Linked DNA regions of Mus musculus: regions 1, 2, 4 and 5 are each linked to region 3. Evidence: chromatin loops called from intact Hi-C (ENCODE). Cell type or tissue: heart. All regions are shown on one strand. Region 1 overlaps Plcb4 (phospholipase C, beta 4). Region 2 overlaps Plcb1 (phospholipase C, beta 1). Region 3 overlaps Plcb1 (phospholipase C, beta 1). Region 4 overlaps Plcb4 (phospholipase C, beta 4). Region 5 overlaps Plcb4 (phospholipase C, beta 4).

Region 1 (5,000 bases), 490 kb after region 3:
CTTTTGGTTCAGGATAGGGCATTTCTGAAAAGGACCTAGTAAATTCTTAAATTACTAGCTGGGGAAATCTGCTTCAAAATTACTTGTATATTCACTAGTCTTCCCATTCATGACTGTGAAACACATGAGGAAACTTAATTGTCTTGAGATTTTAGAAGGTTCAGTCCATTGTTTTTATGGGCCCTATGATGTCATAGAATCTAGAGTGTCATAGAATGTAGAATTTGCAAGCTGAGCTTCTGAGCATGCCCATGGATAGTTATCTTGATAACATTAATTAAAATCAGGGTTCCATCTTAATTGTGGGTAGGAGCATTCCATAGGCAGGGGATCCATGGCTGAATAAAATAGAGAAAATGAACTCACCCTTAGCAACATTCATTCCCCTCAGCCTCTTTTTTTGGGGGGTGGGGTGGGTGGGGTTGGTTTGTTTTGTTGTTGTTGTTGTTGTTGTTGTTGTTGTTGTTGTTTTGTTTGTTTGTTTTTTGTTTTTCAAGATAGGGTTTCTCTGTATAGCCCTGGCTGTCCTGGAACTCACTTTGTAGACCAGGCTGGCCTCGAACTCAGAAATCCGCCTGCCTCTGCCTCCCGAGTGCTGGGATTAAAGGCGTGCACCACCATGCCCGGCTTCCCCTCAGCCTCTTATCGGGATGACCGGGCCAGCTTCTTCAATCTCATCCTACCTTGACCTCCGCACCAGGATGGAAGACAGTTTTGAGTCAGAATACACTCTTTCTCTCTTACGTTGCTCTTGTCAAGGCATTTTACGGCAGCAATAGAGAAGTAACTAAGATGCTTGGGTAGAACACCATGGCAGGAGCACATGACAGAGGAGGTTCTTCATCTCATGGTTGCAAGGAGCAGGAGAAAGATGAACAGAGAGAAGCCCAAACTAAGATGTAGCTCCCTGACTGCTTGGCTCCTACTCTTACAAGTTTCAGGATCTCTCAAATAGCATCACGGGATCAGAGAGTCAGCATCTCTGAGCCAGAATGTGGGTACTCACCAAACACCTCACTTGCTTGTATTTTGGGAGATGCACTCTTTTAGGTGCATCACACCTTTCAAATGAATCTGCACAGGCTCACACGGCAGATGTAAAGTCTAATCCAGGGGAAGACACCTAAGACTCTATTTCTAACAAGTTCCCTGGAAATATTGCTGCCCCTTGGCCAGGAATCATATGTCTGTGTGTGTGTGTGTGTGTGTGTGTGTGTGTGTGTGTGTGTGTGAGAGAGAGAGAGAGAGAGAGAGAGAGAGAGAGAGAGAGAGAGAGAGAGGGAGGGAGAAGAGAGAGAGAGAGAGAGATTGCTGAGGTTATAGTTCAGTGGTAAAGCCCTCACCTCCCATTTATGAAACCATAGGCTACACACCCTCTCCCAAAAAATTAAAAAGAAACAGATTTCTGTTCTCCATCCTCTGAGTCTCCATACCTGCAAACTGAGTCAGGAGGTTGGACATGATCACTTAGATTTAAATAATTTCCAGGTTATCTTGCTGATATTCCAGAAAGAAGGGATGGAAGGAGAGGGAAGGAGCAAGAAGGAGGAAAGGAGAGAGGGAGGAAAAGGAGGGGTGGGGGCTTTTAAGGTCTAACCCAGGCTAGCACTCCTGGCATACTTTACCTAGCAGGTCTGTGCTACTGTTGGGTGTATTTCCTTGGGAAGACTTCCACAGTGCTTGAAGCAGGGACAGAAGAATGAAGAGAAATTCTGTGAGTGGTCTCCTCAGATGAATAAGGCGATTTGGGCTAATGTCGTAGAAAGAGCTGGACTGGGATCTAGGACATGGAAAAGGAAAGAGGAAGCTAAACCACAGCCCTGGCTGAGCTGGAGCTCTGTGGATCCCTCTGACCTCGAGCTTGTAGTGATAAAGCAGTGGTTCTCAGCCTATGTGTCATGACCCTGGGGGGGGGGGTCAAACAACCCTTTCACAGGGTTGCCTACGTAAGACCATCAGAGAACACAGACATTTACATTACAATTGGTAAGAGTATGAAGTAGCAACGGAATAGTTTTATGGTTGGGGGTCATCACAGCATGAGGACCTACAGCATCAGGAGGGTTGAGAAGCATTGTTCTAAAGGAAAATTGTTGCTATAGCAACTGAGTTTCAGTTCATGTGGGTTTAGTCTAGTTTTGTTATAATTGTGTGTTTCTGCATTATCTTAATGAGGAGGGGTTCCTTTTGTTTGTGACAGTGTTTTCTAGTGTTCTACAGCAAGGAGACACATAATGAGGAAGGCCCAGACATTTGCCAGGAGCAGGATGCTTGATAACTCGGTGTCTGCATGAAGAAAATCAGGTCAAGAAGTGCTAGAAGCCAGACCCAGTGTCCCCAGGCACCTCTTAGCTTTCCACATGCCCAGACAATCCTACACAAGACTCCTCAAGGATTTTATTTTCCTGAGAAGGGATACTGGAAAAGGTCAAATCAATCTATAAAGTATAGAAAGGATTATAGAGTAAGAGAACAAAGTGGTTATCAGTGCTAATATGTGTAGTTAGTATGGTCAAGGCTTTGTCTTCAATATTCAGCACAAATAAAGTAAATAAAACTAAAATATAAAAGAAGGGTGAGACTTTACGGAAGCCACACCTCTCTGTATTCAGGTGCTGTTTTTCCTGTCATGGTGAAGTTACCTGGTACCCCTGCTGCGTGTGCCCACCGCAAGCAACTCTGAGACCCCACCAAGGCATGTCTGTTATCCAATAGCTCAAAGATACACCTCTAAGGGTGACATGCTATTAAAGTATTCAAGCTTACCTACAGCAATTCAAACAGGTGTATTTTTAAGTCACCACTTTAAAACCTGTTAATCTGGAAATAAGCAAAGGCCTGTAGCTCATACCTGGAGAAACTTTCCAGAGAAATTCTGGGACTCTACTGACACCTGCTGGCATCTCATCTCCTTAATGTTTGAAAAGAGCAACAAAACACGTCAGGCATTAATATTTCCTGTAGTTACTGGCACGCATACTATGTGTTTGGCCTGAGTCATGGCATGGACATGGAGGAGGTCTAAAGGACCTTGCCTTCCCTGACAGAGAGACAGGGAGCAAGCGATTGGGTGAAAACATCCCAACATGGGGACCTGACCCAAGACGGGCTCTGTGACTCTGGGCAAGGCCCTCAGACCTGCTTTCATCTTCATAAAAAGAACACGTCACAGCCTCCCACTCAGGGCTAAGCTATCCCTGAGGATGGTGGTGACATTTGCGATGCGTGAGTTCTGTCATGAGTGGTGATATCAAAGGTCATCACCTTTCCATTCTGATAAATAAGAGTCTTCCCCAATTCTATTAAAAAAGAAGAAGAGGAGTAGGAGGGGGAGGAGAAGAAGAAGAAGAAGGAGGAGGAGGAGGAGGAGGAGGAGGAGGCGAAGAAGAAGAAGAAGAAGAAGAAGAAGAAGAAGAAGAAGAAGAAGAAGAAGAAGAAGAAGAAGAAGAAGAAGAAGAAGAAGAAGATGATGATGATGAAGGCAGTTTAAGCCTCCTCAATACCTCCCCTCCCCCAGTATCTGGTGGTTATTTCTAGAAACAACTAAATTAGTGTGATCAAAAAACGTTGTTTCTCTGTACCGGCCACTTCTGTGCCCTAGGAAACTGTGGACTTTGTTCTATGTTTTGGAACAGATCTCAAGCCTTCAGGTTGAGAAAAATACTCCCAGTTAATGCCATCCAAATTATTTGTGCTTTTTCTGTCTGCTCCTGGGAAACTGTGTGGGCCTGTGGTTTGTTAGGCCAGTTACAGGATATTCAATAATCTCCGGGGAGCCAAGTCCATATTTAGCCCGACAGAGGAAGAGAGGTCTGGTAATGAGAAAAGAAGCAATTCTTTAAAGCTCCTGTTTCGTTTCTTGATTCTCTCTCTGTGTCCAGACCTTACCTGTTTGTTGAAGCTTTTGATGCTATTTGCAGTTCTCAGAAAACGGCCTTTGCTAGCTGCAAAAGGAAAGGTGCCTCCTGAGAGTTCTTCCGTCTTCCATCAGAAAGCTGTCAGCAACGTCTGGGACTCTCCAGGGCAATAAAAGCCATTAGCTTCACACCCAACAGAACGGCACTAGTGAGGATGTAGAAGTTAGCACCCTCATGCACTGTTGGGAGAAATGTAAGATGATGTAGCTATCACAGAAAGCAGTATGGCATTTTCTTTAAAAAGTTGAAAGGCTCCTCGTGTCGTCCTGTGACCCTTGCCTGTGGGCATTTATGCCAAGTAATTCATATCAGTTATTTACAGTATTCAAGACAAAGAAGCTCAGGTATCCATGGAGAGAAGAACGGATGGATGACCGTGGCATGCACATACAATTGAATTCTGCCTTGTAAAAGCAGAATTTGGCACATTAAATGAAAGCATAATGCCGAGAGAAATAGCCAGTCAGAACATGGAAAATCCTGTGTGATTATTCTTGTGCGAGATACTTAACATCGTTTAAAACATAGACCCAGGAAACTGACTAGCGAGGGTCAGCGGGAGAGGCACAGATGGGGATGATGAGTGCAAGGTATTGAGGATTAGCTAAAGCTCCTGAGACAGAACCATTTATGTCCTGTGTGTCTTTACCGAAATTAACAGGAGAAGACATCAAATAACAAGACCCAAACCACACTGCTATAATGCAGTTATCAGCTCAGGGCTTTCAGACATGAAATCCCTCATCTGGTAACGTGAAGCCTGGTGTTTTGGGGCAGTGCTGTGCACCAGGAGCTTCTGTGATGACAACAGTGCTTCTCCTGGGCACTCTCAGGACAGGGCCTCGAGTCCTCGTCATGGCTTTTTGTGGGGCACTTGAATGTCAACTGAGACATCCAATTTTAGACTTATTCAATTTGAATTTAAGGAATCCTATGATCAACGACAGTGACATTCACATTTATGTGACTACCCATTCCAAAATGTCTTCCTCCCCTTGGCAGTAGCTGCAAACTTAAGGAGGTAGAGTGGGCCGGGGAGGAGCCTTAGCTCTGTTTATTCCCAAGCTCCAGTTTGCTGCACAG
Region 2 (5,000 bases), 51 kb before region 3:
TGCCCTCGTTGCTAAAAAGTCAGGTTTTTGTGATTCTAACAACAGCTCAGCCCCACTGCAGGTTGTCTTAAGTACACTTGCTGGTGTTTGGGGTGGGAAGGGCAGGGGCAGGAGCCTGTGCCTGTGATCACAGAAAACATCAAACTGGCATTTTCTTCCCCCAGCTTATTCAGAAGTTGACAGATGTTGCAGAAGAGTGTCAGAACAATCAGTTAAAGAAGCTGAAGGAAATCTGCGAGAAGTAAGCCTCCATCCCTTCACATTCAGCCTGAATATACATGAATGCTTCAAGGGCTGCTTGCTATTCAATTGGTCTGATTTTTTTCCCCCATTGTAAATTCAGAGAGAAGAAGGAATTAAAGAAGAAAATGGATAAGAAGAGGCAAGAGAAGATAACAGAAGCCAAGTCCAAAGACAAAAGCCAGATGGAAGAGTGAGTGGAAAGTAGTCCTCCCTAACTGGAAGGAGGAGCAGGTGCTCCCTGTGAGAGGACCAGTGAGAGAAGCAGTGTCTTAACCAATGGCCCCTTCATAAAGTCTCTCCTTGAATTACTCTTTTATATGACTCTTGCCTTAGTCCCTGTTCTCTTCCTGTGCAGAGACACCATGACCGAAGCAACTCAGAGAAAAGGAAGAATGTCACTGTGGGTTTACTTATGGTTTCATAGGGTTAGTCTATTATCACCAAGGTGGGAGCATGAGGTGCTCAAGTTGCTGGCACAGTAGCTGAAAGCTATATCCTGATTAAGGGGTGGGGCAAACATGGGCTTCTGAAACCTCAAAGCCTACCCCAGTGACAACCTTCCTCCAATGAGACCACACTTCCTAATCCTAAGTTCCACTCCCTGGTTACTAAGCATTCAAACTTATGAACTCTAGCTGGCCACTCTCATTCAAACCACCGCAGTCTCCTTTATGGCTTTTTCAGTGAGCTCTCAAACAGTGGCACTCTGGGCCTTTGAGAAAGAAAGTAAAGTGAGCTCTTTGGGGAAATGACTAGATATTCTCTTAGACAACCTTGGGAGCATCTAATAAAAACAGGGCCTGTGCTTGGGGAGACACACGGTCATTGTTACCCCGAAACACACACACACACACACACACAGGCTTGACCTTTCTTTCAACAGCTATACAAAGACAGTAAAAGCGTAGGCATCTAGAGTTCCAGGTGGATTGGTATAATGATCTGTGGCTTATTTCCATTTAGGGAGAAGACAGAGATGATCCGATCGTACATCCAGGAGGTGGTTCAGTACATCAAGAGGGTATGTCTGCTCCCACACACACACACACACCTTTGCAAATGCCACACAAACAGTAGCCAACCTCACTGTGAACTTCTAGGAGGAGAGTGTTGCCTCCTAGTACCTAGTCGCCACCAGCATCCAGCTGTTTTGTGATACTCTATAAGGGCGCACTTATTCTGGCTGTTGCCAACCATATTATAAAAAAGCTAAATAAAACGTCTATAAAAATCTGTAGGGCAGAATCACTACCTAAGTCGGGGACTCCCCCCTAAAAAATGACACAAAAGATGGTTCCCAAAAAATCCCTTCACCGTTAAGATTATGTCCACATCCAGATTAGCCCTTAAGCTTCTTTAAATTTGTGTTATAGAAATTTTCAAAGATTCTCAAAAATGTATATCCACCAGTCACCACCCCACCCTGTACTGTGTTCCCATCGCTAGATTCAAAGGCCAATTTTGGCCCAGAATGTTCAATAATTGCTAACATAGATCTGAAAAACCTTTGGGTTTGTTGTTGTTGTTGTTTGATTTTGTTTCTTGTAACATGCATGAAAGTTGTATGTTGTTGTTATTGTTTTATTTTCATAAGTGACTCTTTTCTTTTGGTAACTTTCTTACAGTTAGAGGAAGCACAAAGTAAAAGACAAGAAAAACTCGTGGAGAAACACAATGAGATCCGCCAGCAGATCCTCGATGAGAAGCCCAAGGTAAGAGCTGAGAAATTCAGGATGTCTAGACACAGTTGGCTCATTTGTCTTCCATTCAGTAAAAGTAAAATCCCCTGGGCTTTATAAGTACCTCGCGCAACATCTCCAGTCTCCCCTTGAGTGCAAAACTCACCATTTAGGGTGAAAGTAAAAATACAGCAATATTCTGCAAGTACTGACCACCAACAGTGTCTGCGGAAAGATGAGCGCGTACGGTGCCCTCGCCACACAGTTGGTTCGGATACATGGCTTGGGCAAGGGCATTTTTATTTGAATCAACCACCTTCATCTTGTAATGCTGTAATACCAGAATGTGCCCAGCAGAGGACACTCTTCACCAAGATCACCCTGATCTTGACCCAACAAAGTCTTCCATAAAAACAACCGGGGTGGGGGTGGGGGTGGGGGTGGGGTGGGGTGGGGTGGTGTCCGTGGCGGAGAGAGAAAGAAAAAAGAAAAAAAGAAAAGCAAATCTCTTTGCCTTCATAGCAACAACTAATCAGTACTGTCCTTTAAAATTATATTACAGCTCGGAGTGTAGCTCAGTGGTACTAAGAGTTGTCTGCATGTACAAGGTCCCGAGTCCAATCCAAAACAACAAATCAAAGTAGGTTGGACTTGTGGCTTGTTGAAATCAGTTGTCTATGGACACTGTGTTGAAAACCCTATCTGTAAATCAAATACTCGCAGGTTGGCCAAAAGCATGTCAGTTCTAGGACATTCTAGCCATTTTGATTCATTGCTGAATATTTTTCTTTCTCTTAAAACAAAATGGGCTCTCTAGGACTCCCTGCCATTTTCACTATAGTTGAAAAATACAGATTCTCAAAAGTACTACCATTTGGCCCGATTGTTTATTGAGTCTGCAATACTCCAATGCTAGGTTTATTTATTTGTATGTAACGTTCCTGGGTTGGCTTCAGAGAGAGTCCTTGTGGCTTGCTCTAGGTATATTTTCACGGTTATTTATGTTCTTTAGCCTTTATGCTTGCAATATATGAGCCACTTAATATTTGTGATTCCTAAAGATTTCAGGCTTAGCAGGAATCGATGGTTATTTTGTATATTGTTAATTCTTAAGTTTCTCCTTTACATATACAATTCAGATCTTCTTAGCCAGCTTCTTGGTCCACTAGTGCTAATATAATGGGATGCATTTTAGTAGAACTTTAGAAATTGCCACACAATCTCCCTTTCCTTGAATTGAGTTGCCCACAGTCACTCATGACCTAAAAATATTATGTATAGAATTCACAGAGTCAGCAATCCATGAAGTCCTAAAATGTACAACTTTCTAAGCAGCTGATGAACCCTGGAAGCAATATGTTAGCCATTCTGGCCCTGTGTACAGCATGGCCACCCAGTGGTCCTCTCTGTCATAGGGTTTGTGACTCCTTTAACGTAGTAATGGCTCCAAACCACAAGAGTGGTGACATTAAGGAGTCTTGAACCTGAGAACACTCAAGGGCAGATTAGCTTTGGCTTTTTGTGGCTTAAAGGCGTATTAGGGGAGGGGCACTGTATTTTTCAGAATCAATCTCATTTAAGTACTCAACTATTTTAAATTTGACTCTGATTAGACTAAAATTTAAGAAAAATATTAAGTAGTCAGAAATATATATATTCAGACCCATACAGTTTCGAGTTTTGCATCTGGAGTTGAGTTTGTCACCACTTTGTATTCTGGTGTAATAAAATTTATTTATGGTGAATCTCATAGCCAGTTTTAAACCTCTACAAACCCTTATTTACAACTAATACTTTCAGTTTTGCTTTGCTTTTTGATTATGTGTGTTCAACATTGTAAATATTTTAGCCATAGACAAAATGCAATACACATATTTTAAAGTTACACAATTTACTTTAAGTAATTCATAGATATCATATGTACGTTTATTCACACATGTGTGGGTGCACATGTGTGTATGATGTGGAGGTCAGTGGATAATTCCTTAGGTGGTGGCCACATTTATTGTTTGAGGTAGGGACTCACATGAGCCTGAAACTTTCCAAGTGAATAGGCTCCCTGGCTAGGGACCCAGGATCCTCTTGTCTTTCCCTCTGCAGAGCTGGGATTATCAGAGTGTGGCAGCATACATATGTGTGTACATTGTGAAGATTGAACTCATGTCCTCATGTTTGCAAGGCAAGAATTTTACTAACTGAGCTCCCTATCCCGTGTGTGTGTATGTGTGTGTGTGCGCGCGCACGCACACGTATGTGTTTGTGCATGCATGTACATGCATGTAAACTCAGGTTCCTTCACCCTCAGCGTCCCCATGCTAGGAGTATAGACATATACTACCACATATGTGACTGTTCTATGTCATCATAAATAAAATCAAATTAAGTTAGTTCCTTTTGAAGCACCTTAGAACTTCTTCACTCTATACAACCAAACATTAAACTGGCTAATAACTTTTGGCAATTTATCTGCCAGAGTACAGTTTTACAGAAAATCAATTTCAACCCGCTGGGCATGCTTGAATACATATATAATCCCATTAACTTGGGAAATGAAGGCTGGAAAACTGAGAGCTCATGGTTCATCTAGCTTATATAGCGAGGCCACATTTCTAGCAAACTAAATAAATAATTGTCTTAAATAGTGCCAACTTAACAAATGACATTATTACTGTTTGAGTCATGTCATAATTCTAGGGGTGGGAGGACGGTTCCAGGCATACAGTAGATGCTGTATTAGTTGTTTTTCTGTTGTGATAAAACACCATGACCAAAGGCAACTCATAGAAAGGTTTATTTTGGTTTACCATTGCGAAGAGAGAGAAATGTGGGAGAGAGTATGTAATGGCAAGGGAGACAGTTGAGCAGGAAACTGGGTGAGTATATCTCTACCCACAGGCAGGAAGCAGGGAGAAAACAGAAAGTGGGGTGAAGCTATACACCCTGAAAGATCACCTGCAGTGATGTACCTCCACCCGTAATGCTCCATGTCCTAAAAGTTCCATAATCCACCTAAACAGTGTTACCTGCTGGGATGAAGTGTTCACATCCATGCACATAGAGGAGACATTTCTCATTCAA
Region 3 (5,000 bases):
ACACTAAGACACAAGTAGTCATTTCTTCAGGATCTATAATAGGCTGCAAAACAACCCAGAGTGATCATCCCAACTTGGGTCCCTAAGAGCCTTATTCTGGATGGCAGTGGGATGCTCTTTGCCTAGCAAGTCAATATGACTCCAGTCCACAGTGCCTTAGATTTTAAGTTGATGGGAATTCCAGGGCTATGTAGGTTCACACCCTGATAGTTTGCCTTCATCACCAGAGTTAATGCTACCCACCAGATGTTACAGCCCTGGGCATCCATCCTCGTTCACCATCCTTTATGCTTTCTGCTTCTTTGCTGCTTCTTACTCATTCTGTCATCTCATTCATATTGAGGTTATGAAGTGTCACTACTAAATTCTGGCTAATGTCATTAGTGAAAATCTTCTGATTAGGTCTCCCAAAAGCAGCAAGATCAATCATTTCTGAGCCCTTAATTATAGACCTTGAAAGAAATCTCCCTGTTGAGCCAAGTATAGTGGTTATCTCCTATAATCCTAACTCTTGGAAGACAGGAAAACCAGGAATTCATGTTTAGCCTCAGCTATATAGAGATTTGAAGCCAGCTTGAACTGCTTGAGACATTATCTCAAAAATAGGAGTAATAAATTAATTAATTAAAAAAGAAATTCTCATTATTACAAAGAGCTCCTCTTTATCAATAATAAAGCAATCCTCCAAGACAGTGCTAAGGAAAGCCAGTTAACTGTATGCAGTGTGAGTCTAACACTGGCCATGCTCAGTGACATTATCTCTCTGGGTCTGACTTGAGGACCCCATCCCAGGAAGTAGTACAGAACTGGCCATATGCTGGTGTTCTCCGGCTAAGTTTGCAGTCCTGGGAAATATGTTCTTACCACTTCCTTGTCATCAGTAGAGGGTTAGTCACATAAGAAATGTGTGAGCAGGCACCCCAGTGTGCCCCTTCTAGGATAGATGAGTTGGGTGAGAGAAGTAGCACTTTCACATCCAAAGGCATGAAAGTTCCAGTAATCATCAGACATCTGCAAGCACCGTGTGAGCTCTGATTTCATTTCTCTCTACACACTGTTCCTGTTCTACTATAATAACAGTCATTCCTGCCTCCCCAGGGCTACCTACTGTAATGGTATCAGAAACACAGTAAACAGAAAATCGCATCCATCCAGCCCTGGGGAGCCCAGGAATGATAGAAGTGAGCTTTTATCACTTCCATCGTCTGGTGGTCAGAAGTTTCACTGTGTCAGTCTACAAGATAATAGTTCCTAGAACCGATGGGATGCTGAGAGCCAGGGAGGTCACCTACATTTTGAATGTAAATACTCCAGTAATAAGTCCCTCTAAGGATAATAGGAAAAACATGTATTTGAAAACTTCTCAAGAACTCATACTATACCACACCACACACACACCACACCATATACACCACACATATACCAAACACATACACCAAACACACATACCACACATATACACACACAAAACAAACATAACAAACACACATACCACATACACACACACACACACACACACACACACACACATACACACATACACACACACACACACATTTCATTCAGGCAATGATGGGGATCCAACAGTCCATTCAACACTAATTTGTTACAGTTAGAATAAGTGGGTCTACATGTCATAACCTGGGTTAAACACTATTTAGTGAGTGGTTTCCCCCTGCCCGATATGACCAAGAGCCATAATTGAGTAGAAGTATAGAATGTACAGCCTCGCCAGGGCAACAAAGTAAGCCAAACAATGCAGGGTGGCTATGTCTGTAGTAATGGTAGTGGAGTTGTTGATACTCTCTAGCAGAGAAAGCTGTAGAGGTCTCCCATAAGACCCTTGCCTGCAACTCTACCTGTTAACTCCTGCTGTCACCAGCTGTGTGGTCTTAGGTGAGAGCTAAAGTACACAGTAGATGAACTGTTTTGAAAGGACTAGTCCATAGTGCACTTCCTTGACACCCGTGCTGGTGCGGGGTTTTCAGTGATGTGCAGCAGGTGAGCTGTGCACATTCTTGTAAAAAAAAAAAAAAAAAAAAAAAAAAAAAAAAAAAAAAGGCCTTTGCGCACAGTCCTAAAGAGTAACCTCCATGAACTCATTGGCTCACCAAGCAGGACTTTGGTAGAATCATTCCTCTAGTGTGTCAATGTCCTGTGTGAGGTGAGTAGACACTTGATAACATCTCCCCCAGGAAGTAGCTCAGGACTCTAAGGCTAGAGATGCTGAACCAGGAAAGATCTCTCAAATCCAGAGTTTAAGATCAGCCTGGCCAACATAGTGAGACCTCGTTTCCAATAAGACGGGATAGGAAGGACCCAAAGAGCAACTCCAACTTGAGAAACTATGAAAACATATGCCTATTAAGGATTTTCAAAAACAGTGTAGGGAAGAGGAAAGATAAAGCCTGTTTCTCTGACTGAATCTAAACATGTATTGGCCAGGAGTACAAAGCATGAGAAATAGTTCAATACATTATTTCCCCACTAGAGGGCAAAAATGACTCCACTATGCCAGGCTTTTCAGGATCCACAGTCAAAATGATTAATCATGGGGAGGCCAAAACAAGAAGCCTGAGAGAAAAAGAAAACAAGAACGAACGAACGGATGAGCATGCAAATGCAAAATCAACACGTTTGAACTTGAACTTTCCAGGACAGGGTGAGTTGTGGAAAAGGTCCTCTTCCAAACACTCTTCCCATTCTCCCTTTCACTTCCCAGGTTTTCTAATCCTCATTCTGCAATCCTCACTGGCACTCACTGGTGCGGGACCAGATCAGATAGATCTAGTGGGTGGGACTTTTCTCAGCACAGCAGGAGTCTTGGTGATTAGAAAGGCAAAGACTCTTATAAAATGGTCACAGCTCCAGTGGCCCTGTGCCAGCTGCAGGGGCTCCCTGACTTTTTCCCCTCGAGGAATCTTCCAGTAAAGCTGCAGCATTTACTGAAATAAAAGTACTGGTGGGTGAGGTGGCTCTTGGTAACATCTCTTTTCTCTCCCTGCTCTACCATGGCTCAGCCCCTTCCAGCCTCCCCAAGACTTAACCAAGATTACAGAAAGATTCCAGACCAGAAATGTGTTGTGTTTGGGAGAGGGAGGAGAAGAGGGAAATTCATGATGAAGCCTCGTTGCCTTTAAACTATTTATAATAAATTTCCACTAGAAAAGAGCCTTTGGCAGACAATCATTTTCTTCTGCTGCAGCATGACCAAATACAGTAAGTATTCAAAATGAAAAACTGAAAGGCAAGAAGAGGAGCCTACAGCTGGGGCAGGCTGTTTTCAGATCTCACACTAGTAGATGAGAGGAAACCAGGAGGGGAGCCCCACCTCAGCCCCAGTATCTCCCATTTTGCTGCTCTGAAGGGCTAGGAAGCCTTCTCCATTAGACAAGCCTCCTTCGTGCTTCACCTTAATTTTCCTCGCATAATTTTAAATACAGATCATGTCTACAGCGCAGCAATTAATGGATAGCCTAAAGACTTATTATTTCCAACTAATTGATATGTAGGAAAAGTTTAAATAACATAACAGGGATAGGGAAAATTTGAAATGATGTGTGCTCAGTGCATTTAGAGTTTGTTGGAGGTAGCGAAAAACACCTGAAGGAAAAGGGATGTGACCTAATGGAGAATTGATACAGGAATCTCCCTTTAATGTTTGTGAGCATATGGATGGAGAAGTGGCTCAAATATCACAAAATGGAGTTAAGATGTTGACAGGTTCTCTCCCACTCACCCCCGACCCCTGTTCTAAGATGCCTTACCAGAGAAATGGGGTTGAGACTGTATTTTGAACAATGTTGTTGGTAAGGAGGTAGAAATAAGAAAAAGAGGCCAGCATTTCCATCCTAATTTTTTGTTCTCCCTTGACACCAGCTGGAGGTGGAAGTCTCCAAGGTCAAGTTGACTTAGCTGCCATAGACCCTACCCCAAACGACCACCACCTCCATGTCCAAGGTCCCAGCAAAATAATGCAATGCATCACATTCCTGGCAAGTGTAGAATCTGCCACATGGACTAGTGACTTTTCAAAATTCACTAGTTCTATTTTTCTGCTTCTTTGGTTTTGTTTTGGTGGCAGTCTCCTGCCCACATGTAGCTCAGACTGACTTCAACTTCTCAATGGAATTGAGAGTGACCTTCCTTCCTCCTCTCTCATTCTCCACCCTTACCTCCTGAGGTCAGGTGATAGGCCTGCCCCACCACACCCAGTTCTAACTCTGAACTGCATGTAGTAGGTAGCCCTATGCTACATTTTAAGAATTGGAAAACATTCTTTGTTTACAACTTTCCCTTCTTGATGTCTCATGAAAGATCCTATTAGTATATTTCTAATATATTATTTTCCTGTAAAAATTTACAACACAAATCTCTCCTCTCTCCTCCCCTCCCCTCCCCTCCCCTCCCCTCCCTTCTCCTCTCCTCTCCTCTCCTCTCCTCCCCTCCCCTCCCCTCCCCTCCCTTCCCTTCTCCTCTCCACTCCTCTCCTCTCCTCCTCTCCTCTCCTCTCCTCTCCTCTCCTCTCCTCTCCTCTCCTCTCCTCTCCTCTCCTCTCCTCTCCTCTCCTCTCCTCTCCCTTTCTTCTCCTTTCTGTCTTTTTCCACTTTCAACCTTCCAAGGTTACCAGGAATTTGAATCTTGTTTGTACAATTTTTATACTTTTTAAGTTCACATAGGTTTTCTATATCACATGTACATGTCTTTCTATAACATTATATAGTTTGGGATATTGAGTTTTAAGGTGTGTGTGTGTGTGTGTGTGTGTGTGTGTATGTATGTGTGTGTGTGTGTGTGTGTGTGTTGCTTCAGTTGAATCAAATGGCATCCTATAACATTAGAAGTACTGTACTAAAGTATGATAGTGTATAGTAAAGTATACTGATAGATATTATATATAACCTTTACACAATTTTCACTTTGAAATGTGCACATATACTCTTCAAAGCCATTCTAGAGCTTTTGGAGTTGCAGTAGTTACAATAGCCCCAAACTAGGAC
Region 4 (5,000 bases), 520 kb after region 3:
TATTTTTAGCAAACCAGAGTTCCAGCATGAATGGATTTGTTTTGAAATGTGTTTTTCAGGGGTCAAGTAGCACTGGAGGCTGAATACTAAGGATTTTCATATTTATTTAGATTCTCTGGTACAAAAAGCTTTTATCGTGCTTCAGAGGGATGTAGAGAGGAACACAAAGTAAACATCTGACTTGGTTTAATCCGGCTGCTCTCAGGACCTCGTGTTTTATGTTTCATAAAGCTTCCAAGCCAAGAGTCCAGGCCCCTCCGTGCGTCCCAGTGTCCATTGCATTCTGAGTCACTTCAGATACCCGTAAAAGCACCTGCACTAGGGCCCCACCTACACCGGTTCGGTTCTGATTGACCCAGGGTCATAAGCAGGTGCATGATTTAAGTCCTCCAGGTGAACAAATGTGTGCCCAGGGTTCAACACTCATGGGAGCCCGTCGCTGTGGGAAAAGCTCCAGACTGATGTCCTAAGACACAGAGGTCAAGTTCCCAACTCCAAAGTAAATACTCAGGCAAAGTCACATGACCGTTTTTGAACTTCATTATATACCTGCCAGGTTGTTCATTAAGCACTTGTTATTAAAGTCCGTGGTCCATAGGAGGGCTTTATGGAGTCTGAATGCATTTGTAAGCGTTCCAGAGAATTCCTTGGATTTCTGTCAGGATCCCTAACATCCAAGAGGATGAGATGCACTGTGGCAAGGTGTTACGAGAAGCAAGGCTTGCTAAAATTAAAGTGCTCTATTAGGCTGTTCAGCCTTCCTGTGACTATGGTAGCATTCGACAAAAGGAGAGGGGCAGGAAAGTCCATGCATGACAAGAGGGTGTTTGCTACGTGAATGACTTGGCTGCTCTAACCGTGGATTTTTCCCAAAGGTGTGTGTGGCAGCAGAAAGCGCATGGAGGCCAGGCTGCATCCTTTGCTCTCTGCTGCCTGCTGAAGCACTGGGGCAGCTGCACTCCCCGCACTCCCTCTTTCCTCCACACTTGGCCTGACTGTTGGCTGCCAGTGCCTATGGCTCTCTGTGGAATATGACCTCTAGTCAGTGGTCAGGCTCCGATCACATGAGAGACAGGCCGGACGGGGTCTGAGAATGAACTCCCCCACAAATCCCCTCACTCGGTGTTCCTAAGGGCTATTTCTGAGCACCTGTTCTCTTCTGACCCTTGGGATCCCCAGCTAGATTCCCTGTTTGCCACCCTGGGGTGCCCCAGTGATAACATCTGAATTACATCCTTCACTGGCCGTCTCCTCCTTTCTCTTGCTTCTCCACCTCTCTGTTGACCTGTGCAGGAACCGGCTTAAACTTGTGATGTGTTAGTTCTTGTCTAGGAAGATGACTCTGAGGGATTCTGTCCAAAGAAGCATCCTTGATTTATTTTATTGCTGTGGTTTCCTTAGCCTTCTGTTCTCTTGGGTAAGAGAGGAGACTTGATATTTGCAAAGGCCATTGTGTTTGTCTTAATTAACTAAATAATTAATGTGCATCCCAAATGCTGCTCATCCCCCAGGTCCCTCCCTCACAGAGTCCCTTCCCTTCTCCTCTGAGAAGGTGGGACCCGCTGGGTACCCCCCAACCCTGGAAGTCTCTGCCAGATTAGACACATCATCTGCCACTGAGGCCAGACCAGGCAGCCATGAAGACTGAATGTTCTTTGGTTGGTGGCTCAGACTCTGAGAGCTCACAGGGGGCCAGGTTTGCTGACTCTGTAGGGTTTGCATCCCCTTCAGGGCCTTCAGTCCTTAACCCCAACTCTCCCATAAGTGTCCCTGACCTTTGTGTAATGCTTGGCTGTTGGTATCTGCATCTCTTTCAGCTGGGTAAAGCCTCCCAGAGGACAATTATGCTAGACTCCTGTCTACAAGGATAACAGAGTGTCATTAATAGTGTCAGGAGCTGGTTCTTGCCCATAGGATGGGTTTTAAGTTGAGCCAGTTATTGGTTGGCCTTTCCTTTGGTTTCTGCTCCATCCTTGCATTTCTTTTAGACAGGACAAATTTTGGGTCAAAAGTTTTCTGGATTAGTTGGTGTCCTTATCCCTCCACTGGGGGGTCCTCCAGGCCTCTTCAGGTTCCATATCCCCACTGTTAGGCATCTCAGCTAAGGTCACCAGCATTGACTACTATCCCAGGTCTCTAGGACTTCCTAGACATCCCATTTCCATTTATTCTCTGGCCTCTCTCCTATCTCTCACTACACCTGATCCTAACCACCCATCCCTCTCTCCCACCCAGTTCCCTCCGTCCCTCTGCCTCCTATGACTATTTTGTTTCCCCTTGTAAGTGTGATTTTTTTTTTTTTGTGAAGGGACGTACACATTCCCAGGGAAGGGACCAGTGCCACCAGGCAGCCTGCAGCAGGCAGCCGTCAGTTAAAAGTCCTAAGAAGTCAATGCATAGACTTGCTTCTGAAACATAGGGTAAAGTAATGAGTTGTGAGATAAATGGTTGTGTGGAAAGATGCATAGGTAAGAGCGTGTGGCTAATAGCTGGGTGGATGGGGAGTGAATAGGTAGACAGAGGCCAGTCCCACTGATCACAGAAAATGACCTAAACAGACTTAACTTCCTGTAAAGTACAAACATGACACCACAGCGAAGTTCAGATTCTAGCCATTCAAAACTCTCCCATGTTTAGAGAACCCATAAAAATCCCACGTCAGTCTGGTGAGAAGAGAGGCTTAGTCTGTGACCTGCTGCAGACGCAGGGGCGATCTGAGGCCATTCAAGTGCTTTATGATGGACCTGAGATGTGAAAAGCCCACCATACAGCAGGACTGCCACCCCCAGCCCCTCTCAGGTCAGACCCTACTCTACTAGGGAGCTTGGATCCATCTGTATACCCCAGAAGACTGGGGGTGCTCCAGCTTTACAGCATTGTTTAAATTAAAGTTGAATTCAGTGAGCTAATGAGCATTGGGCAGAAGCAGAGCTGTGCACACTGCCATCTAGTGGATGCTGGCTGGTATGACTCCCGGCCCCTGGGGCTCTTCCGCTCCGGAATCGAGCATGAAGTCCCTACCTAACTGAGCTCTTTCTATATATCTCTAGCTTGAACCAGGAAGGCCCTTGCCGTCTCCTAATGACCTCAAAAGAAAAATACTCATCAAGAATAAGAGGCTGAAGCCTGAAGTTGAAAAGAGTAAGTCAGTTGCACATGTGGCTTTTGAGCAGTTCGGCTGTCTAGATGAAATCTGATTTAGAACAGATTTGGGAAAGGAATGGTGGAATGCAGATAGTACATTTATCTTCCAGCGTTATTCCACTACATTCCCATTAATCCTTAGTTCTTACAACTGGTCCATTCAGTGGAAACCCTCCATGTGTTTACGTGCAAAAAATACAGAAGGAAAAAGGGTTTGTACTGCTACATACATTGCCACGGTTTTGTTCATAAAAGATAAATTAATTTACGCTCACATTGGAAACATCTCAGTGTTGTAAGGCCGGGGAAGCGGCTCCAGGGTTAAACGCTCACCGTGCATGCGTGAGGATCTGAGTCTGATCAACGAGAATCCACACGCTTAACCTGAACACCCGTGATGCCCCTAAAGACGGAAGGGGAAGACAGAGAGTTTCTCACACTTCCTAAGCGATCTAGCATCTGTTCTCATCTCCGTGTGTGATGATACTTACAGAACAGCTTGAAGCTTTGAAAAGCATGATGGAAGCTGGAGAGTCAGCCGCCCCAGCTAGCATCTTGGAAGACGACAATGAAGAGGAAATAGAAAGTGGTGAGTTGTGGGGCCGGGGAAGAAGGCTGCATGGGTAAAATGCTCGCCGTGCAGGCGTGCAGATTATAATCTGAATACCCAGAATCCACATGCTTAACACGAACACCTGCAATGCCCGTGAAGATGGGAGGAGGAGATAGAAGAATTTCTTTAAGTCCATGAGCCAGCTAGTTTGGCAAAAGCACTAGAAACCACCATGAGAGCCAGCCTCAAAACAAGATGGGAGGTGATGCCTGACAACCAAGGTTGTCCTCTGATCTCCATGTGTGCACTGTGGACATATACTCACTGTCTTTCACATACTCTCATTGGCACACATAAACGTATGCCACAGACATCACACACACACACACACACACACACACACACACACACACACTCACTCACTCCCCGCACACACACTCATACACACACACACACACACACACTCCTGCACAGACACGTACACACACTCACACTCCCCGCACACACACTCATACACACACACATTCCTGAACACATACACACTCCTACACACACACACACACACACACACACACATACACACTTCTGCACACACAAAGAGTTATGAGATGTCATTTTAAGGTACAAGTTTTTAAAAGGGTTATATTGGAAATAAGAAAAACATTAATCTCTCTTAACAAACTCCTTTGACTAGCAATGACTTTATCTTGCTAAATATTTAGGAGTACTTCATCTTTTGAGGGAATGGCATTTTTATAGATACTGTTATTTCCATTTTATCTGAGCACTGGATGTTAGTGGCTTAGCTGTCTCCCTTCCCATTGTGAACTGAGCCCTTCAGAAAAGATTTCCAGTCAGAGACTCGGCCTTTAATCACTTGCTGTATTAGGCAGGAGTTGAAGAGAATTTTTGAAAGGTCCACTCTATAATCCTTTATGTTTTGTAAAGAAAAACATGAATGTCAGTTTTGTTACTGATAGTAATAAGACATGTGATAAGAGAAGCGAGTGAAGTGATTGACTGATGCTCATAAAGTGAACTTGAGAGTCAAAGCCTATATTGCAATTTTGTTAAGCCTGGGTGTAGCTCAGTGATATAGCACAGGTTTAACCTGCATGAGGCCTTCTCAACCAGGGTCCCTGGAAGCCTTACTGAAAATATGAATATTGACCATCACCTATTTAGCCTCTCAATATAGCCAGCCATGATGTGCTGTTTAAAATTGGTGCTGGGGTTGTAACGCGATAGCATATTTGCCTAGTCTGAGCAAAGCCCTCGGTTCGGTTCTCTGCACTGAAAAATA
Region 5 (5,000 bases), 310 kb after region 3:
AATGGGGCTAGAAATGACCAGGTGGACAATAGGAGAGTAACTTGGTTCAGTTAGCTCAGCTCCCCCTGTGCACGCTAGAATCCACACAGCAGTTTGGCATCTCTTTTATCATTATTATTATGGTGATTATTAATTGGATGCTCTTTCAAAATTTGGACTTTAAGCTTGCAGCTGATGCCTTAGGAGATTATGCTAACCAGGGTGCAGAAATTACTGGGGCTGACCGTAACTATTCATGGCCAATTAAGGAACAGTGTTGGCCAGAAACTGGGGGTGGGTGCAGCAGTGCATTGTGGGAGTTCTAGTTGCTGTGGTTCCTATGTTGGGCTTTAGCTGGCTCAGCCTCCTTCTGTAGCGGGGATGTTGCTCTTTCTACCTGGAGACACGTTTATAAACCGAAATAATGAACAACCATGAGGGATTTAACTTTGTGGAGAGAAAAGAGAGAACAAAGTCAAGAAATCACTTTTATTTGCAAAGCTTTGCGTGAGAGGCCTTCAGAAGGCCGCCTTTGTTTAGTTTTGGTATCAGTTTTCTTGCTTCCCCGGGGATGGAGATGGTTGTTGAAAAAATGCATGCAGAAAATCAGGCTGTGGGAGGGCAGAAATGAATTTTGGAATGTTTCCAAAGGATAGAATTCCCCCGAGAAGCCGGGTTACAGCACTGAAGGCCTGTCACAAAAGGGAGTGTCAGTCACAGAATATGCCTGCTGTCTCATTCCTGACATAACTAGTGGCCACTTGTGCGGGCTTATACTTTTACATGGAGTTTTAAAAAGTATTTCAGATGGAAGGGGAAATATCACACACACACACACACACACACACACACACACACACACATACACACTCTCTCACACACACACACACACACATGTGCAAGTGCACAATAGGGCAGGGTGTGGGTATGGGTATAAGAGAATAATGAAACAGCGGTTGGAAATGCCTTTTCTTAACCTTGGATTTTAAGGGTTGAACCGGTTCTGAGATCTTTAGGATCTCCCTAAGTGGTAAAAATCCTGTGCAGCCCTTGTTTTCAGATACAGTGACTGGGCATGCAGTGCTGCAAAGGAAAGATCAAATGAAATTGTGTTCTGGAGAACAAGGCTGCAGGTATGCACAGCCCGAGTTCCTGGCTCATGCGCACGCTGTCGGTTGGACGGTCGGTTGGGTCTTCAAGTAGACAGCACCAGTTCCAGCTCTCCCCACAAGCACCGGCTTTTCAGCTCTTACACGCCACGTGTTTGCACTCATTTTTGCCTCCTTCCTTCGTAAGTGGAGTATGGAATTTTGTGTCCAGGGTGGAAGCAGAAGTATTTCTCTGGTGATTTCAGCGATATGAAGCAGAAAATCCAAGTCACTGGGCTCTGAAAGTCTTTCTTTGTGTGTCCTTCATGACCTATCAGGAGTCTGGGAGAGACGAATGGTTTAAAATATTTTTTTCTCCAGAAAGGAAAGGGAGTTTTTGTTTGTTTGTTTTTTGTTTTTGATTAGGAAACCATATGGTCATATCCTGATTTTGTTTTTTTGAATGTCGGTTTTTGATAAGTGACCTAATTTAAAAAAAAATGTGGGTTTAGCGCTGAAAAGTGGCTCAGTGGTAAGGAGCATACACTGCTCTTGTAGAGGACCCCAGTGCTTCCGAGTGGGTCACAACTGTCTGTCATTCTCCTTCCAAGAGACACACCGTGCCCTTTTTGACCTCTGCCAGCATTGAAAATGTGTAAACCTGCCTAGACACACACACACACGCGCACGCGATTAGAAATGGAACAAAATAAAACCTTTCATAACATCGCTCTTCAATCCTTTCTAAATTCACAGTGGTCACTTTGGCTGGCTGAGGCAGGTTTCAGGTGTCTTCCCATCATCGGTCCTCCCACGCCCCCTTTGGTTGTTGTGTAGTGTTAGTACTTATCTGTTCCTATGGTTGTGAAAGGTCTTCCTTGGATGGAGAGAGGACACTTAGAAACTTCAGTCATTTTTGTATTCAGTCCCCATCTTACCTGTCATTTTCACTTCCCCACTCTCCACAGAGTGTTCAGCGTTTGGCTCTGAGCCAGCTACAGGGAGTGGCATAGGACGGAGCCCTCTCAGTATGGAGGCGGCACCAAATGGTCAGGGCTTTGTAGTAGGAAAACATCAATGCCAGGTCAGTTCTATCGGGTGCTCTCACATCGTGCTCTGAGGGTCCTGGTAGGAGCTTTGGCAAAACACTATCTCAACCAGTGCGTGAAGAGTGAACAAGGCTAGCCGTACGAATCCTGTTCAAGGTCAGGTTTGTGTTTGACTAAGAGATGGGGACTTTGGAGAAGAAACTCCACGTTGTAGAGGCCACACTTTATGCTGGGGTTGTTATTTCGGAGCCTACTGCTAATTTCAAACATCGGAAATTGAAGTTTGACTGTCAAAGTGTAGTGGGTGTTTCTGTTCACCAGCTTTTACGGTGCCACCTTGTGGCTACTGAGAACGAAGGGTTTAGTGCTGCCAAGGTCCAGCCCGCTGGAAAGCTGATGAACTTTGACATGCTGAGTCAGAGGAGGGGGTGGGGGGTGGGGGTGGGACCATGATTTTAGGTTCACAGCTCATGTGACCAAGCTCTGGAGAGTTTCAGAGCAGAAGTTCCAGGACCATTTGATGGGGTCGAAGGTAGTTGCAGATGCACAGCACACATGGGGCAGGAGTCAGGGAGTGAGGGGATGAGGTGGATGGTGAGTCTGTGGTCAGGTCAGCAAAGACACATGGGAATATTGAAATTGTAGAGGTCATTTGAGCAGATAATTTAATCATATGCAATTGTGAGCATAAAGTTTTGTGATGTCAGAGTGCTTGTGGGGTGTTTTTGTTTCAAAGGGCCCATTAGCCATCTTGGAAGAGAACATAAAATCCATGGTCTATCTAGCGAAGAGGCTGGATAAACTATTCAGCCTAGACTTGGGCTGTAACGCTGGGGAATAATTCGATTGGGACTTGAACTTTGGAGGTCTGTGTGAAGTATGAGGTAGGTGAAGTCCAGCCAGTTTCTTCATCTTGCTCCATTGAGAGCCTTGAAGGTGCTGATATGATAGATTTCAAGTGTGCGAGGTAACATTACTCTGAACTTTAGCTCTAGAAATGATCCTTACAGTTGGGCTGTTTGCATACTCAGGAATGGCACCCATTGCGTATTGCCATAGTAAGCTGCATAACAAGCAACCACAGAGCTTCAGGGGAAGGTAACAATCGGTGGGAAGTCACCGGGAGAGCTGGCTCAGTGGTTAAGAGGGCATAGCATCCTGCCCTGGCAGAGGATGGAAGGTTAGTTTCTGGTACTTACAGTAGGCAGCACACAACTGCCTATATCTCTAGTCCCACTGGATGTAAGGTCTGTGACCCCCCCCCTCCACATATAATTAAAAATAAAATTTAAAAAACTCTTTGCAAAATTTAAAAAAATTAGCTGGGCATAATGGTGCATGCCTTTAGTACCAGCATTCGGGAGGCAGAGGACATCTTGGTCTACAGAGCATGTTTCAGGGCATCAGGGCAAACTCTATTTTGAAAAACCAACACCAGAAACCAGATTGGATTTATTTATTTCATTTCGGCTGCAAGTGTTTTTCCGTGCACTTATGTATGTTGTATGCTCGTTCACCACGTGCCTGCCTGGTGCCCATGGGAGTGAGTCAGAAGGGGCTGAACCTCTTTGCACTGGAATTTTGGATGATTGTGACCCTCCATGCAGGTGCTGGCAACCAAACCCTATTCCTTTTAACTGTAAGTTCTTTTAACTGCTGAGCCATCTTTCCAGCCCTGAAAATTCCTTTTCCTTATTTTTTTTTAAATGTCCCCATTCTAAAAGTTTAGTGTTTCATCTGCTCTTCATCTGGGCTTTGCTGATTTCAGCTGACAGCAGTGCCTATAGCCTCCTGTGGACTGGGCAAACAGTTCTGTCCTCAGCTGGGTTGGCCTATGTGTCTATGTGTCTATGTTGTGAGTTAGGATGGCTTTAGCCAGTAAGACTGAGTGAGGTGACTTACTTCTGTAATGCGCGTCCTTCATCCTGGCATGTTTGCTTGGGTATGGCACAGGAGCAAGAATGGGAGTGGACGAGCTTGCTGCAAGAGGACTTCCAAAGCCTTCACTACTTTACATCATGGTTGCTGACATCCTCTTGGCCAAAGGCAGGTGTGGCCTGTGACAGTGGAGGTTACATGGCAGAGGGTATGGTCACAGGAAAGGAGAAGAATTGAGCTTGTTCTGCAGGCAGACCACCCTAGACTAAGAATTGCTGGATGAGATCACTGTCAACTGAGGGAGGAGTGAGGTCAGACATTTTTTTTTGTCTCTGCCATGACTGTAGATTGTAATTTTAATTCTGGTTAGCAGCCTCATAAACAGACATCTGGGCTGTGTCATGGAAGAGACGGTTGATCGGGATCTGTAAAGGGTTTTTGTTGTCTTTGTGTGGGGTCAGTCGAGTCAAGGGCTGAGAGGGGTACAGATCCCATGCAGTTATGGGGTTACATCATGGCAGAAGGAAGTGAGGGGACAGAGGAGGCGCAGAGAAGAGCATTGGCTATGTCATGCCGGACAGGCAGCCAGGGCAAAGCTGGTTCTTAAACCCAGGTCTCCTCTCCAGCCATTCAGGGTTCTAAAGACCTCAAGGAAGTTCTGTTGGAGCATGGAAGCACTGAAATGCGTTCATAGTGTGGATCGACAGGACAACCCCCATCTCCTCTGCAGCCTCTGTAATGTAAAAGATTCTTGGAATAGGAAGATCAGAGAGGAGGCAGGCTGTGTTTGTCCCTGGGAAGCCGAAGCTTGCTGATCTGTGGCCGTCCATCTTTTGGGAATCTAGTTTTGTTTTCTGTTTTTCTTCTCCTTCCCCTTCTCCAGCCCCTCCTTCTGCTTCGTGAGCAGAAGTCAGCGTAGGTCTTCTGAGAAGAATCTAGGTGGTAGCTCCTGCTTTTTTGAATAGCATATGAAATTATAAAGGTTGGCCTAGCCTTCTGGAATAGG

What was found. Peaks named below come from ENCODE experiments on the same cell type or tissue, not always from the same donor. Only the 100,000 strongest peaks of a DNase experiment are listed, where the experiment ranks them.
Region 1: it touches region 3 in a loop (5-fold over the local background); 15 of 42 quality-filtered maps call a loop at or near these places.
Region 2: a loop joins it to region 3, with 4 times the contacts of the local background. A loop is called at or near these places in 2 of 42 quality-filtered maps.
Region 4: it touches region 3 in a loop (2.5-fold over the local background); 8 of 42 quality-filtered maps call a loop at or near these places.
Region 5: a loop joins it to region 3, with 2.8 times the contacts of the local background. A loop is called at or near these places in 6 of 42 quality-filtered maps.

Annotation. Positions count from the first base shown.
Region 1 is chr2:135,924,176-135,929,175 of GRCm38, forward strand. The region is part of intron 7 of Plcb4 (phospholipase C, beta 4); the gene reads left to right. Among named protein-coding and RNA genes, the nearest start is that of Gm14210, 110 kb to the left of the region's middle. In heart, a CTCF peak has its summit at 2,909 (motif pointing left); a DNase peak (open chromatin) is centred at 3,056.
Region 2 is chr2:135,385,930-135,390,929 of GRCm38, forward strand. It overlaps Plcb1 (phospholipase C, beta 1), which reads left to right. Exons shown (of 32, transcript NM_001145830.1): 28 at 165-241; 29 at 344-433; 30 at 1,207-1,264; 31 at 1,869-1,955. Among named protein-coding and RNA genes, the nearest start is that of Gm31993, 150 kb to the right of the region's middle. In heart, a CTCF peak has its summit at 2,247 (motif pointing right); no DNase peak of the experiment used is centred here.
Region 3 is chr2:135,437,158-135,442,157 of GRCm38, forward strand. All of the region lies in intron 31 of Plcb1 (phospholipase C, beta 1), which reads left to right. Among named protein-coding and RNA genes, the nearest start is that of Gm31993, 100 kb to the right of the region's middle. In heart, a CTCF peak has its summit at 2,488 (motif pointing right); a DNase peak (open chromatin) is centred at 2,924; H3K4me3 peaks cover 425 bases; H3K27ac peaks cover 352 bases.
Region 4 is chr2:135,955,005-135,960,004 of GRCm38, forward strand. It overlaps Plcb4 (phospholipase C, beta 4), which reads left to right. Exons shown (of 39, transcript NM_001355153.1): 18 at 3,051-3,141; 19 at 3,638-3,733. Among named protein-coding and RNA genes, the nearest start is that of Lamp5, 100 kb to the right of the region's middle. In heart, a CTCF peak has its summit at 2,956 (motif pointing left); no DNase peak of the experiment used is centred here; H3K27me3 peaks cover 810 bases.
Region 5 is chr2:135,742,862-135,747,861 of GRCm38, forward strand. All of the region lies in intron 2 of Plcb4 (phospholipase C, beta 4), which reads left to right. Among named protein-coding and RNA genes, the nearest start is that of Gm14210, 68 kb to the right of the region's middle. In heart, a CTCF peak has its summit at 2,446 (motif pointing left); DNase peaks (open chromatin) are centred at 300 and 610; H3K27ac peaks cover 516 bases.